Regions from separate parts of the Homo sapiens genome. Here regions 1 and 3 are each linked to region 2. A link is an interaction called in ENCODE POLR2A ChIA-PET data of the cell type or tissue named here. Cell type or tissue: CD4-positive, alpha-beta T cell. All regions are shown on one strand. Links, peaks and the distances in the headings refer to the core of each region. The heading gives the core; the rest is flanking DNA.

What was found. Peaks named below come from ENCODE experiments on the same cell type or tissue, not always from the same donor. Only the 100,000 strongest peaks of a DNase experiment are listed, where the experiment ranks them.
Region 1: POLR2A ChIA-PET joins it to region 2 with 13 read pairs; 16 of 35 experiments call an interaction of 5 or more read pairs at or near these places.
Region 3: POLR2A ChIA-PET joins it to region 2 with 10 read pairs; 16 of 35 experiments call an interaction of 5 or more read pairs at or near these places.

The regions. Positions count from the first base shown.
Region 1 is chr3:52,219,559-52,225,210 of GRCh38, forward strand. It overlaps TLR9 (toll like receptor 9), which reads right to left. Exons shown (of 2, transcript NM_017442.4): 2 at 1,522-4,754. The coding sequence ends at 1,659. Among named protein-coding and RNA genes, the nearest start is that of TLR9, 3.3 kb to the right of the region's middle. In CD4-positive, alpha-beta T cell, for the core only: CTCF peaks have their summits at 1,031 (motif pointing right) and 1,232; DNase peaks (open chromatin) are centred at 1,053, 1,603, 1,963 and 2,713; H3K4me3 peaks cover 1,412 bases; H3K27ac peaks cover 839 bases.
Region 2 is chr3:52,337,633-52,341,632 of GRCh38, forward strand. The region is part of intron 8 of DNAH1 (dynein axonemal heavy chain 1); the gene reads left to right. Among named protein-coding and RNA genes, the nearest start is that of DNAH1, 23 kb to the left of the region's middle. In CD4-positive, alpha-beta T cell, for the core only: a CTCF peak has its summit at 2,086 (motif pointing left); a DNase peak (open chromatin) is centred at 2,129.
Region 3 is chr3:52,236,147-52,241,798 of GRCh38, forward strand. TWF2 (twinfilin actin binding protein 2) reads right to left here and starts at 3,012. Exons shown (of 9, transcript NM_007284.4): 1 at 2,846-3,012. The coding sequence starts at 2,870. TWF2-DT (TWF2 divergent transcript) reads left to right here and starts at 3,092. Exons shown (of 2, transcript NR_135307.1): 1 at 3,092-3,289; 2 at 4,029-4,951. RefSeq lists enhancers at 603-1,144, 1,145-1,687, 3,595-3,644, 4,298-4,487, 4,686-5,214 and a silencer at 2,655-3,174. In CD4-positive, alpha-beta T cell, for the core only: a CTCF peak has its summit at 3,459; DNase peaks (open chromatin) are centred at 3,105, 3,485, 4,095, 4,565 and 2 weaker places; H3K4me3 peaks cover 3,213 bases; H3K27ac peaks cover 3,320 bases.

The DNA of each region.
Region 1 (5,652 bases), core at 797-4,796, 120 kb before region 2:
GGCTGCCAGCCCAAGAGAGGGCCCCTCAGGGGCTCCAGGCCTGACGCTCCTCATGGCTCCACACACAGTGTGGAGGAGATCCTGCTGAGGACAGACCCTGACCTCTCCAAACACTGGTCATTGGGGCTCCCAGCTCTATCCTGAAATGTACACTATCACATATAGAAGCCGGGTGCAGTGGCTCACACCTGTAATCCCAGCACTTTGGGAGGCCGAGGCAGGAGGATTGCTTGAGCCCAGGAGCTTAAGACCAGCCTGGGCAACGTGGTGAAACCTGGTCTCTACTAAAAATATAAAATTTAGCTGGGTGTGGCCTGTAGTCTCAGCTACATGGGAGGGTGAGATGGAGCACCTGGTCCCAGAAGGTTGAGGCTGCAGTGAGCTGTGATCCCACCATTGCATTGCACTCCAGCCTGGGTGACAGAGCAAGACTGTGGCAAAAAAAAAAAAAAAAAAAAAGGTCAGGCTTGGTGGCTCACGCCTATAATCCCAGCATTTTGTGGGGCTGAGGCGGGAGGATCACTTGCATCCAAGAGTCTGAGACCAGCCTAGGCAACATAGTGAGATCCTGTTTCTACAAAAAAATAAAAAATTCGCTGAGTATGGTGGTGCACCCCTGTGGTCCTAACTACTCAGGAGGCTGAGGTGGGAGGATCGCTTGAGCCCAGGAGGTCAAGGCTGCAGTGTTCATGCCACTGCACTCCAGCCTGGGTGACAGAGTGAGACCTTGTCTCAGAAAGAAAGAAGAGAGAGAGAGAGAGAGAGAGAGAGAGAAAGGAAGGAAGGAGGGAGGGAGGGAGGAAGGAGGGAGGGACGGAGGGAGGGAGGGAGAGAGGGAAGGAGGGAGGGAGGGAGGGAGGTGGCTTGCCTAGGTGTCCCTTTAATATCAGAATGGAGAGACCCAGCAAGCACCTGTAGGTGGAAAGAGAAAGGAGTGGATTCTCCTGTCTGTGGCTCCCAGCTCCCTGCTGCAGGGATGCACCCACAGGCCTTCCCCTCCCGACCCTGAACCAGCCTTCTCCGCTTGGCACAGGCATGGCCACCAGAGGGCGCAATCACCCCTCCACCTTTGCTGCAATTCATTCTACCGTTTTGGAATGAACAGTCCCCATAGCTGCTGCCACTCAAGACTTTGCTGAGCGCCAGAAAGGAACCAAGCCTGCAGCTTCTCTGCCCTCAAGGCATTCCAGTCCAGTAGGCGAGGGAGACAGACAACCTGAGACCCATACACAACAAAGGGGTGCTGCCAAGTCTGTCAGGTGCTGCCCGGTTCTGCATGGGAAAGGTAGGGCAGGGCATTCTGGGAGGGGCTAAAAGAGGCCCCTACTCTCTGGGAAGGACCAAGACCACATCCAGTGACCATCATCAGACTCCCCAGAGAACAGAGCTTAGCAGCTTCCTCCCCTGCAGACCTCTGTCCCGTCTTTATGGCAATTTTCCCTAAGCTGCTTCGTGGAGGCCTGGAGAATTCTCCCTTCCCTCCTCCTGTCCATGCCTCCAGTGAGCTCAGAGTTAGCCATCTAGCCTTCGGTAGCATTTATTGAGTGCCTGCTCTGTGTCAGGTGTGGGGTGAGGGAGGCGAGCAGGGGAGGGTCAGACCAGGCAGGCAGAGGTGAGGTGAGTGTGGAGGTGGCACCGTGCAGGATTCCGGCTCACGGCTATTCGGCCGTGGGTCCCTGGCAGAAGTTCCGGTTATAGAAGTGGTGGTTGTCCCTGGTCAGGGCCATGCCCAGCTGGGCCCAGAAGCTGCGCTGACCACTGGGCTGGTGGGGCCAGAGGAGGACACTCTGGCGGCAGAGGCGCTGGCGCAGCCGCACGTAGCGGGAGCGGCGGCCGTCAGGGCTCAGGATCACCAGCACCACGACGTCCTTGCGGTCCTCCAGCAGGCGCTGCTGGGCCAGCAGGAAGCTGGCGCGCAAGAGACCACTGACCCGGTCCGTGTGGGCCAGCACAAACAGCGTCTTGCGGCTGCCATAGACCGAGGCCCACAGGTTCTCAAAGAGGGTTTTGCCAGGCAGCCAGTCGCGTTCCTCCAGGCACAGGCGGAGTGCCCAGCGCCCACGGCACTCCTCCAGCTGCCCCCGAAGCTCGTTGTACACCCAGTCTGCCACTGCGCTCTGCGTTTTGTCGAAGACCACGAAGGCATCGTAGGGCAGGGCATCCTCATCTCGCCCACTTTGCCGCCCCCGCCAGGGAAGCCAGGCCAGGCACAGGTGGAAGCAGTACCAGAGGTCCCAGCCACAGAGGTGATGCAGCATGGGCACACCCAGGCCCAGAGCCACAGCCAGCAGCGAGAGGGCGAAACAGTCCCAGGAGAGGGCCTCATCCAGGCAGAGGCGCAGGTCCTGTGCAAAGATGCTGAGGCCCTGGAGCTGGCCCGGACTGCCACACTTCACCCGGCTGGGCAGACCGGGCACGGCAGCCTGCACCTCCAGCAGGAAGTCCATAAAGGCCGCCCCACAGGCGCAGTGCAGAGGGTTGGCGCTTACATCTAGTATTTGCAGGGCACTCGCCAGGGGCCCAAACCAGGAGTGGTCCACTGTCTTGAGGGCGTTGGCGCTAAGGTTGAGCTCTCGCAGCTCCTTGGCCTTGGAAAAGAAGCCGGGGGCCACGAAGCTGATGCTGTTGCAGCTGACATCCAGCCTCCGGAGCCGGGTGCCAGCAGGCAGGCTGCCATTGGTCAGGGCCTTCAGCTGGTTTCCTGCCAGGTCGAGGACTTCCAGTTTGGGCAGGAAGTGGAGGCTCCACCACTTAAAGAAGGCCAGGTAATTGTCACGGAGACGCAGCACCTGTAGGCTCTTGGGGAGGTTGCGCAGGGTTTGGGGCAGGAGGGTGTGCAGGCGGTTCTGGGACAAGTCCAGCCAGATCAAACCGCTCAGGCCTTGGAAGAAGTGCAGATAGAGGTCTCCCTCGGCCCACATATGGCCCAGTGCATTGCCGCTGAAGTCCAGGGCCCGCAGCGACGTACTGCAGAGCTGCTGGGACACTTGGCTGTGGATGTTGTTGTGGGCCAGGCTGAGGTGGCGCAGGGTGCGCAGGTGAGCCACGAAGCTGAAGTTGTGGCCCACGCCCTGCATGCCAAAGGGCTGGCTGTTGTAGCTGAGGTCCAGGGCCTCCAGTCGCGGTAGCTCCGTGAATGAGTGCTCGTGGTAGAGGTCCAGCTTATTGTGGGACAGGTCTAGCACCTGCAGACCGGTCAGCGGCAGGAACTGGGAGCCATTGACTGCCTGCGAGATGCAGTTGTGGCTCAGGCGCAGGCACTGCAGGTGCGAGAGCTGGGCAAACATCTCCGGCTGCACGGTCACCAGGTTGTTCCGTGACAGATCCAAGGTGAAGTTGAGGGTGCTGCAGTTGGGCCTGAAGTCTTCAGAGCTGGGAGTGTCCACTGGGGCCGGAGCAAGGTCCCCAGGCTGCAGCCAGACCTTCTCCCCTCCATCTGCCTCCCCCATGGTGGCTGTCAGCTCCGAAGCTCCGCTGATGCGGTTGTCCGACAGGTCCACGTAGCGCAGGCCAGGGAAGGCCCTGAAGATGCCGAGCTGGGCCTGGTTGATGAAGTTCATCTGCAGACGCAGAGTCTGGAGCATGGGCAGGCGGGCCAGTGGCCGGAGCGTGGTCTCATCGAGTGAGCGGAAGAAGATGCCGTGCATGTCCAGCTCCTTCAGGGCGACCAGGCTCCCGAAGGAAGGGGCCAGAGACAGGTGGGCAAAGGACACCCTCTTTTGGTAATTGAAGGACAGGTTAAGCTTGCGCAGCTGTGTTAGGCCCTGGAAGGCCTTGGTTTTAGTGATGCATTTGTAGAGGAAGTTCTCACTCAGGTCCAGCACTCGGAGGTTTCCCAGCCCACGGAACCAACTGGCATTCAGCCAGGAGAGAGAACTGTCCTTCAACACCAGGCCTTCAAGACGGCTCAGGTGGCTGAAGGTATCGGGATGTAGCTGGGGGAAGTGACGAGGGCACTCCATGCAGGGGTTGGGAGCGTGGTCGCAGCGGCGGCAATTTCCGCCCACATCGAGCACACGCAGGGCGGTCAGATTGGCCAGGTCCTCAGGCGCCAGTTTGACGATGCGGTTGTAGGACAACAGCAGATACTCCAGGCTGGAAGGCAGGTTGCGGGGCACCACAGTGAGGTTGTTGTACTTGAGTGACAGGTGGGTGAGGTTGCCCAGGCCAAGGAGGGCACCCGGGGCCACCTCCAGTGCCTGCCTGCAGGGGTTCTTGTAATAACAGTTGCCGTCCATGAATAGGAAGCGCAGGGCATGCAGGCCGGCGAGGCTGGCAGAGTCTAGCATCAGGATGTTGGTATGGCTGAGGGACAGGGATATGAGGGATTTGGGCAGCGCAGGCACAGTCATGATGTTGTTGTAGCTCAGGTTTAGCTCTTCCAGGGTGGGCACAGCCAAGAAGGTGCTGGGCTCGATGGTCATGTGGCAGGGGAAGTGCATGGGGCTGAGGCCAACCGGCGGGCAGTTCCACTTGAGGTTGAGATGCCGCAGGCTGGGCAGGTGGGCAAAGTCAGAATCATGGAGGTGGTGGATGCGGTTGGAGGACAAGGAAAGGCTGGTGACATTGCCACGGGGTGCTGCCATGGAGAAGTGGGGCACAGACTTCAGGAACAGCCAGTTGCAGTTCACCAGGCCGTGGGGCTGGAGCTCACAGGGTAGGAAGGCAGGCAAGGTACCCAGGGCCAGGGTCATGGCCAGCATGATGGCCTGCACCAGGAGAGACAGCGGGTGCAGGGCGCTGCGGCAGAAACCCTGTGGGGGTGGGAGGGCTGTGTGAGTGGCCGGCCCCCAGCTCTACCTCCACCCACTCCACTTCATGGGCATCTTCTAGCATCTTCCAACCCCTCTCTCCAAGCCCTACCTGCAGAAGTTCTTCCTGGCTGCCAAGCCCCATTCCCATCCCCCATGGCTTGTGGGGAACCTGAACTCAGTCTCAGACCCAGTCTTGGACTCAGAATTAGGCTTCAGAACCAGGACTGAGACCTAGAATCCAGACTTATGATCTACAGCTTTCACTTAACCAATCCCTGGCTATACCAGGCCAGGCAAGGTGGCCCACGGCCCCCCCTGGTCTCTCCCCGACTTTCCCTTCCTGCTCCTGAGCAAGGTGGCAGCTGGCTCCCTCCCCTCCAGCTGCCCTGAAATCCGCTCTCTGCCCTCCACCAGCCACCCCACAACCCCTTCCTTTTCCTTCGGCCAAGATTCAGGCAGGTGTGAGAGTCTCCCACTATGGCCCAGGCCGGCTGCCTCCCAGGGACCCTGGCCAGAGGGCACTGCACAGCTCCATCACTCTCTGCCTGCCTCACCTAGCCCGAGAGCCTTTGCCTTATGGGTCAGAACAGATGGAGAGAGGGGTGGCCTGCAAAGTGCCAGACAGAGCCAGCCCCAAGCTACAGGCCCAGTGAGACCCAAACCCAGGCTCCAGCCCCAGCTCCATCAGTGCCTCAGTCTCCTCGTCCCCTCTGGGGGTTTGGGTCTCATTGCTCAGAAGAGGGCTTCAGTGGCTGGGCACGGTGGCTCACACCTGTAATCCCAGCAGTTTGGGAAGCCGAAGTGGGCAGATCACCTGAGGTCTGGAGTTCAAGACCAGCCTGACCAACATGGAGAAACCCTGGCTCTACTAAAAATACAAAATTAGCCAGGCATGGTG
Region 2 (4,000 bases), core at 1-4,000:
TTCTCTACATTATATGTTTTCTTAGTTCTTCTATTTTAAAAATTCCTTTTGGCATTTAGGAAGGTCTGTACCGTTATTTTAGTGGTTTCTTTTATAGTCTCCATTATCCCCTGCTTTCCTACTTAACCCTTTAGTATCTGTCCTGTTTCATTGTTGTTGTTTGTTTTGTTTTGTTTTGAGACAGGGTCTTGCTCTGTCACCCACGCCACAGTGCAGTAGCACAACAATCATAGCTCACTTCAGCCTTGACCTTCTGGGCTCAAGCTATCCTCATACTTCAGCCTCCTGAGTAGCTGGGACCACAGGTGTGAGCTACCACGCTTGGTTAATTTTTGTATTTTTTTAGAGACAGGGTGTCCCTATGTTGCCCAGCCTGGTCTCAAACATTTGGGCTCAAGCAATCTGCTCACCTCAGCCTCCCAAAGTGCTGGCATTATAGGAGTGAGTCACCATGCTCAGCTCTACTTAATTAATTAATTTATTTATTTATTTTCGAGATGGAGTCTTGTTTTGTCACCCAGGCTGGAGTGCAATGGTGCGATCTCTGCTCACTGCAACCTCTGCCTCCCGGGCTCAAGCTATTCTCCTGCCTCAGCCTCCTGAGTAGCTGGGATTACAGGCGCCTACCACCATGCCTGGCTATTTTTTGTATTTTTAGTAAAGAAGGGATTTCATCATGTTGGCCAGGCTGTTTTCGAACTCCTGACCTCAAATGATTCACCCACCTCGGCCACCCGAAGTGCTGGGATTACAGGCATGAGCCACTGTGCCCAGCCTCTACTTAATATTTTAACTGTTAAAATATTATTACTATTCCTCCACACTCATCTCCACCTTTTAGTCTTCAACTTACAATAAACTCTATTAAACGTATCAATATTTTTTCTGAAGTCTCCCGTCATCTCTTGGTTGTATAAAGTTCCTTTTCTAGTAGATTCCTCATGAAGAGCTCAAGGGTATAGAGTTCCTTGAGTTCTCACACGTTTAAAACGTGAAGGACAGCTTGACCAGATATAAAATTCTTAGTTCACAACTTTTATTCTATGAGTTTTTTAAAAATTCTCCACTTTGGTTGCCTTGCCTGTGTGATGCTTTTAAGAAGTCTGAGGTTGGCCGGGCATGGTGGTTCACGCCTGTAATCCCAGCACTTTGGGAGGCTGAGGTGGGTGGATCGCCTGAGGTCAGGAGTTTGAGACCAGCCTGGTCAACATGGTGAAACCCCATCTCTACTAAAAATACAAAAAAAAAAAAAAAAGCCAGATGTGGTGGCAGGTGCCTGTAATCCCAGCTACTTGGGAGGCTGAGGCAGGAGAATTGCTTGAACCTAGGAGGCAGAGCTTGCAGTTAGCTGAGTTTGTGCCACTGCACTCCAGCCTGGGTGACAGAGCCAGACTCCGTCTAAAAAAAAAAAAATTCCCTTGAATTATAGTTTTAAATCTTGGTTCTGTTCCATTCTTTTGTTTTTCTTCATCAAGGATTCCATTATGTATCTATATCTCTATGTATCTATGTATCTTTTTATATATTGCTGCTGCTTTGCGTATCTTTTAATTCAACCAGTTTCCGACCCTTTTTAGTTTTTTCTAATTTTATTTTTTAAAATTTTATTTTCTTTCTTTTACTTCCTTTATTTTCTCTCATTTTTATTCTCTTGGTTATATCCTGCCTTTCTTCAATTTACTTCATTATGCTTTGATTTGACTCTGTTTTCTCTCGGTCACCTTGTAATTTCAGCTTCCTCCCCGTGATACTTTTATTTTCCATTTTTTCCTTGAGCTTAATTAAGTCTCTTTTCTTACCGACATTTGTCCATTTATATGTTTTATTTTTGAATTTCTGATTCAAGGTGGTTTTTCAGATGCCCAAACACTCGTTTAAGGCTATTTAGCTGAAGTATTGTGTTACAGTTTTCTTCTGCTTGGTACTTGTTTATTTTTTTAGGGGTGATGGGAATTTTATCAGTTAAGATGCTCTTGTCTTCTCAAATGTGCAAACAAAGCTAAAAGATGCTCTCTTTTTCTTATAGAAGCAAATGTAGACGGTGTTCACCTATTCATTTCAGGATTTGGAGTGATTTGCAAGCTTTCTAGTTCAAGGGCGCCCTCTTCTGTCAGTATTGCACATTAGTTTTTTTTGTTTGTTTGTTTTTAGAATGTGCTCTGTGTGTGTGTCTGTGTGTGTGTGTGTGTGTGTGTGTGTACACACGTGCTGGGGAGAGGGATGTGGGTCCTCCAAGGTTTTTGTCCTCTTATCTTGCAGAACTCAACATTTCACTTTTGCTTCTTTTCCCTTATCCTCCAGTCTACAAATGACCCCTTTCCTTCTGCCTCCTGTCCCATAAGTCATATGCCTTTCAAAGAACACTGCCTTTGAATTGCATGCCCTTAAGTCCCTTCCTTGTAGTAAGTGCTCTGATTTACCAGGGCTTTTTTTCAGTATTTTTACAGTTAGGGTTACTTTCTCTTTTTTTGAGATACGGTCTCACTTTCACCCAGGCTGGAGTGCCGTGGCATAATCACAGCTAACTGCAGCCTCAAACTCTTGGGCTCAAGTAATCCTCCTGCCTCAGCCTCCCTGGTAGCTGGGACTACAGGCATGTGCCACCACACCCGCTATTTTTTTATTTTTTGTAGAGATGGGGGTCTCACTTTGTTGCCCAGGCTGGTCTCGAATTCCTGGGCTCAATTCATCCACCCACATTGGCCTCCCAAAGTTCTGGGATTATAGGCATTAGCCACTGCGCCCAGCCTGGGTTACTTTCTCTTTCTGGTAGGATTTTATTTATTTATTTATTTATTTATTTATTTATATTTATTTTTTGAGATGAAGTCTTGCTCTGTCACTCAGTCTGGAGAGCAGTGGTGTGATCTCAGCTTACTGCAACCTCTGCCCTCTGTGTTGAAATGATTCTCCTGCCTCAGCCTCCCGAGTAGCTGGGACTACAGGTGGTTACCACCACGCCTAGCTAATTTTTGTATTTTTAGTAGAGACGGGGCTTCACCATGTTGGCCAGGCTGGTCTTGAACTCCTGACCTCAGGTGATCCACCCACCTCGGCCTCCCAAAGTGCTGGGATTACAGGCATGAGCCACTGTGCCCGGCCTCTGGTAGGATTTTAGATCTATCTTAGGGTTACCACTATTTCCCTTTTCTGCAGTTTTTCTTAGACTGCCCTTGTTCTCTGTGAAAACTTGCAGCAAGAGTGTGAGAGACAGCTCACTGGAGATAGATTTTTTTTTTTTAATTTACAGATAATTTGAAGTCTAGGCATTCTGCTGATTCTAGTTGTGCTAAAGGTGTGGGTTTTGGTAGTGTTAGTTTTTTCTTCCTTCCTTCCTTCCTCCCTCCCTTCCTTCCTTCCTTCCTTCCTTCCTAGGATGTGTTGGGAAATTTGAATCGATATAGCCACCTTACCTTGGCTGTCCAGAAGTCTGTTTCTTGAATTTTATTCAATTTATAATGTTTTTGGCTTTAAGTATCAAAGATGCTGGTCTCAGATTGTCTTAGACAGCAGGGAAGTGCATTCCTGTACCTGTAGCAGGAAAACCAATGCAGGACGCCCCAGGGTTGGTGCATCAGGGCCCTGTCTGCAGTGTATGCTGGCTTCATCTTCAGGCGAGATGGCAGCAGCAGTTTCATGACCACAACAAAGGTTGTCTTAGATTGGGTTCCGTAGAAGCAGACCCTGATGTGGGGACTCTTGTGCAAGCGATTTATGAAATCCTCTCAGGAGAAATCTATAAGGAAGTGAAGGAAGCAGGGTATAATAGAAGAAGCAGCTGGTAAAATATGGTTTTAGAAGTCTAGTCTCAGCCTGATCCTGTGGGAAACTCTAGAGCAAGCATGGCACCACCGTATTTGTCCTGGAGGGAGCCAGAACAAGAGGGCTTGACTTTGACTTTTTTTTTTTTTTTTTTTTTTTTGAGACAGGGTCTTGCTCTGTCCCCCAGGCTAGAGTGCAGTGGAGCAATCTTAGCTCACTGCAAAGGGCTTGACTTTTA
Region 3 (5,652 bases), core at 880-4,879, 100 kb before region 2:
AAAAATTAGCCAGGCATGGTAGCACGCACCTGTAATCCCAGCTACTCGGGAGGCTGAGGCAGGAAAATCGCTTGAACCCGGGAGGCGGAGGTTACAGTGAGCTGAGATCACACCATTGCACTCCAGCCTGGGCAACAAGAGTGAAACTCCGCCTCAGAAAAAAAAAAAAAAAAGAGACTCCATCTTGGTCATTGGGCTGTAGAGCTGGAAGGTGAGAGCCAGTGAGTGACCAAGGACCCCAGGGCAGAGGTGAGGACCATGGTGAGAGCTGGGGAGCCATAAGTGGTGGATCTACTAGTGGACAGGGAAACCACCACGGCCCATGTGGGGAAGGGCCCTGCTTGGGTCCCTGGGTGAGCAGGGCTAGGCCAGTGTGACCTTGAGGCTGCCCAAGGGTCAGGGGAATTCCGTCAGGAACACAGCTGGAGGCCTGAGGTCAGAGAATATTTATAGGGCCAGGACTGGGCAACTCAGGGGCGGGGGGGCCTTTAGGAAAACAAACTCTGGTTATGTCCTCAGGTGCCCCCCCTTTGCAGAGTGACCGTTAATCTGAGACCTCAGGCTATGCACCACCCTCCAAGGCCACTGGGTGGGCTGGGGCCCAACTGAGCTCAGCAGACCCTTAGGGCTCAGAGAAACATGGCATGGAACTGTAGGCAGGTGGACACCATCCCACTGGGCCAGGACAGAACTTTCCATCGGCAGATCCCAAGCAGGTCCCTGAGGCCCCAAGCCTGGCCTCTGGGGCTCCACTTCTCCCTCAGCTGTGTGACTCCTGACCTCTCTGAACTTCAGTGTATAAAATGGAAATAATAGCCCCAAACTTGGCAGGGCTGTGGTGAGGGGTAAATGGGAGAAAGGGCTTGGCGATGGTGGCCTCTATTAATAACAATTAATCTTTTATTATGATAATAACAGCAAGCTGACTGTGCTGAGCTGCCCCTTCTACCTGCCCAGACCTTCCCAGAAGGAAGGCCAAGAAGCTCCCCTAAGGGACAGGCCGACGGGCCCCTTCTAGTGTTACCAGGGCAAACTGACACCCCCACAGGGAAAGGCACATCCCTGCCCACCCCAGCCCCAATGCCTGCCCAGCCACCATCAATAATCCAGAGGCCAGGCCTGGGACACCTGAGCCTCTATTATCAATGATTCATGAACACCCTCCCTCCGACTCAAGTGAGCCTCACATTACAGGTCCCTTTCCTGCCTACTCTGCGGTCAGCAGATCCACACCTATGGTCAGGACAGGGCTGGCACCTGGTCCTCCAGGGTGATCTCTGCTGCCAACTTCCCAGGCCAGAAATGGGAAGAAGTGGGCTGCTCACAGGTGGAAGGAGGGCTAGGGGCAGCCCAGTCCCCAGTGACCCCCTCGGTGGGCCTGTCTCACTATGGGAAAGGAGGGAGTGAGGCAGCAGGGAAGGGGTATGGGGTGGCTAACTTCCTGGGATCTCCTCCACCAGGGCTGGAGGCTGGGAGGCAGCAGCTATGACCAGACAAAGGGGAAGGAAGAAGCTGGCCAGGAGGCAGTTCCCTCCTGTGGGGCTGAGTCATGAAGCCTGCCCGCCAGCTCCTCCTGGAGAAAGGCTGGCCCATCTGGGAGCCCTGGCCCTGACCCAGGCCCCTGCCTTCGCGGGGCCAGGGAAACCTTCTCAGGGCAGCCCAGCCACCAAGTGGCCACAACCGCACCAGGATTCAGGTGGTCAGGCAGGTCGATGGTGGCAGCCCCAGGCAGGGGATCCTAGTGTGGTGGGAGGGGTGGCTGATGGCCAAACCCGCCAGGCTGTCTGGGCAAACAGCCCGGGCCTTCCCCACAGGCCAGGCAGCTCTCTCAGGCCAGTGACAGAGGAGGACACTGAGCCCCAGGTAGAGTCAGGGCACCTGGCTCCCAGCCATTGCTTCTCTCACAGCCTGTCCAAGAAGGAAACTGGGACCCCTAGGGGAGGGGAGGGTGTGATGCGGGAATGGTGAAGCTTCCTAGGGCTGGGGGCTGGGGGTGGGAGCTGGCCTGGATTCTTTAGGGCCAGGACTCTCCCCACAAAACCCCATATCTGGACCTCTTCTCTGTCTGCAGCCTGGAGCTGGGATCTTCCAACCAGACTGAGGCAGACTCAGAAAGTCACAGTGGAAAATGGGAGGGAGGTCAGAGGTCAAGGTCAGATAGGCAGCTTTCTCCATCCCACGTAGAAGTCTCTGTTCCGGGTTTTCCCTAGCCTGGGGAGAGTGAGTGTCCTGGGAGGAGCAAAGGTCAGGGCCTTCTCCTAACACACATAAACAAGCCCATTCAAGTCAGACACATGCGGTATATGCATCCTTGGCAAAAATGCACACTGAGACGCGCTCCAACTGTGCACACACACAGACACCCACATACATGTGCACACTGCCATGAAACACTGATGTCTAAAGAGGGTCCTATGCGACCTACAGTGTCCATTCAAACAGTCACTAGTGCCAGTGCATGAATGACCCTAGATGTACACAAGCGAGTCACATCCAGAGGTGCACAGGCAGGACTGTACACGGAAGACGTGTGCACATGCGTGTACACCCACTCCCGGAAAGGAACAAAAATATACAGATGGGCACACACAGCCACATTCATCTCCAGGTAGGCACACAGATACTTCCACCCCAGTTGTGTACGTACACATACACCCACTCCCAGCTATGCACACCACGTCCGTACTCCCCCAGATGTGCCCACCCCAGGCGACCCGCGGCTGCAAAAGAGAACAGGAAGCTTTCTCCCGGCTGGTGTGGGGTGGAGGGAGGGGCCGAGAGCCGGGGGGGGGCGCTTCCGAGAGCCCAGACCGAGGCCCCCTGCCCGCCCGCCATCCGCCCTCACCGTGGATGCCCGTTTGGTGCGCCATGGCTCGGCGCTTCGCTCCGTCCGCGCCGTCGGAGCCCTCCGCTTGACCCTGGCCCGGCAACGCTCGCTGGACCAAGAGAGGTGGAGGATGTGGCGGAGGCTGTCGACCCTCGCGCAGCTTCCCGGGCGGTGCCGCAGGACCCGCCCCCAGCGGCGCCCCGCCCCCGACAGGCGCGGCAGGGAGGCGGGGACTCGGGGCCGCGCGTGCGCGCAGCCTGCGCCTCGGTCCGGGTGGGTCTAAGGATGATGATTGATCCGCCGTGCGCACGCCAGCGCGTTCCTCTGTGGCAGGAGAGGGGGGCCTGCGTGTGACCGAGCGTGCGTGGGAGGACGCGCGTGTGTGTCTGTGCGCCCTGATCACGGTGGTCTGTGGGTGGGGCGGATCGTGCGCGCGCGCCCGATCTGTGCGCCCCAAGCCAGGTGGGTCTCCGAATAGGAGTGGGTCCCAGCGTACACGGGTTTGCACCCAGGAAGGGGTCTGCTTGTGGGTGGGCGCGCCAGCTCTTCCCCAGGGGCCGTTTCTTGAGCGCCTCCCGTGGGGTCCTGGGCACCTCGGGGTGATCATGGCCGCTAGGCTTTGCCCTCACGGGCCTAGGCCCGCCTTCACCCACTAGATGGAGTGTATGGTGGTGAGAGCCCGCCGAGACAATGTGAGGGGCTGCCAGGAGAAGGCGAAGATTGGAAACCTAGAGGGGAGAATGAAACAGCCCAGCAGAGTGGAGGGAAAAGTTTTCTTTCTTTTTCTTTTTCTTTTTTTTTTTTTTTGAGATGGAGTTTCCCTCTTGTTGCCCAGGCTGAAGTGCACTGGCGCGATCTCGGCTCACTGCAACCTCCGCCTCCCGGGTTCACTCCTGCCTCAGCCTCCCGAGTGGTTAGGATTACAGGCATGCACCACCATGCCTGGCTAATTTTGTATTTTTAGTAGAGACGGGGTTTCTCTATGTTGGTCAGTCTGATCTCGAACTCCCGACCTCAGGTGATCTGCCCGCCTCGGACTCCCAAAGCGTTGGAATTACAGGCGTGAGCCACTTACTAGTCCCAGCCAGAAAGGTTTTCTGAGAAGAGGGCACTGCATGTGCAAAGGCCCAGAGGTTGAAAGAGGGCCAGAGCCTGGTGAGGAACTTCCCATGTCCTAATGACCTTCTGTGTCTATATCCAGCAGCCTTGCCTTACTGGTACCAGTACCTGCCTGCTGCTACCAACTAGTCAACATGTGGCATCTTCCAGGCCACTGTGATGAGTCAGGGATGAGCATCTGACTCTGGTTGGTCCAATCAGCTTGTCCAGGGACTTTGGCTGGGAAGATTGGAAAGGAGGCCAGCTTTTTGGGCTGGGGTTGCTGAGAGATGTGATGATGAAATGTGTGGCCTACCTGGCATCTGGCCCCAGCTTCAGCTCCATTTACTGTCTTGCTCCCCACCCTCACTAGCCTGCATTGAGGCCTCCTCTGTGCCCCCCAACCCCTGAGTTTCTCATCCCCAGAGAGCCCAGCTACACAGAATTGAAGGGTTTTCTCATTCATCTTCCTGCGCTCACCCTGAAGACTGGGCCTATGTCATCTGCTAACCACTGTCCCCCCAGCACTCACAGTGGAAAATGGAGTGTTATGCAGCCCTGCAGCTTGCCTTCTAGAACAGTTCACAGGCAAGGCCTCCCACACTGAACCCTGCTACAGCCAGATGGTGCCAGCAACACAGAGCTACTTGTTACATCAGCTCAGACTAAGCCACACCCACAGGAGCATCTGGTGATTCCACAGAACCACAAGAGACTTGACCTCCTGGAAATGAATTAACCAAGATTAATGAAAAAGATTAAGGTCATGTGCCCTGTAAAAATGTCCCTCACTGGATGAACTGTGACAAAGTAGGGTACTGCGTGGTCTCCCCAGCTGACCCTCTCCATGGGTCATTCTTTGCTTTTATCACTACCTGGCACAAATCTTTACGTATTTGTTTATCGTCTTCCCTCCACCAGTAGTTAGGTGTTTGCCCTTGCTGTATCCCCTGTGCCTAGAACAGTGCCCAACATTGGCAGGTGGCCAATAATTGCAAAATAAGCAAATGTATGAATGAACCATTAGATGCTTTGTGTTGTATACTTACTACCTGCTGGGCACATTTATTTAATCCTCATGACAGCCCCTGAAGTAGGTGTTACTTTTTCCATCTTACAGATAAAGACTCTGAGGTTTGGAGAGGTGAAGTGATTTGATCAATGTCACATGGTAGTGAGTGAGGCCAAGAATCATAGTTTCATTTTATTCGAGAAGTTGGGGGCCAGGTACAGTGGCTCATGCCTGTAATCCTAACACTTTGGGAGGCCAGGGTGGGAAGATCTCTTGAGCCTAGGAGTTTGAGACCAGCCTGGACAACAACATGGTGAGACTCCATCTCTACAAAAAAAAAAAAAAAATTATTTTAAAATTAGCCAGGCATGGTGATGTACACCTGTAGTTCCAGCTACTTGGCTGAGACAGGAGGACTGCTTGAGGCCAGGAATTCAAGACCAGCCTGGTAAAGATGGCAAGACCCCATCTCTACATATATATATCTATAGATAGATAGATAGATTAATAGATAGATATGTATTAGCCAGGCACAGTCACACATGTTTGTAGTCCCAGCTACTTGGGAGGCTAAGGCAGGAGGATCACCTGAGCCCAGGAGTTAAGGGCTGCAGTGAGCCGTGATCACACCACTGCATTCCAGTTTGGGTGACAGAGTGAGGCTCTCTTAAAAAATTTAAAAATACTGAAGAAACAAAGGGAGGAGTTTGTAGAA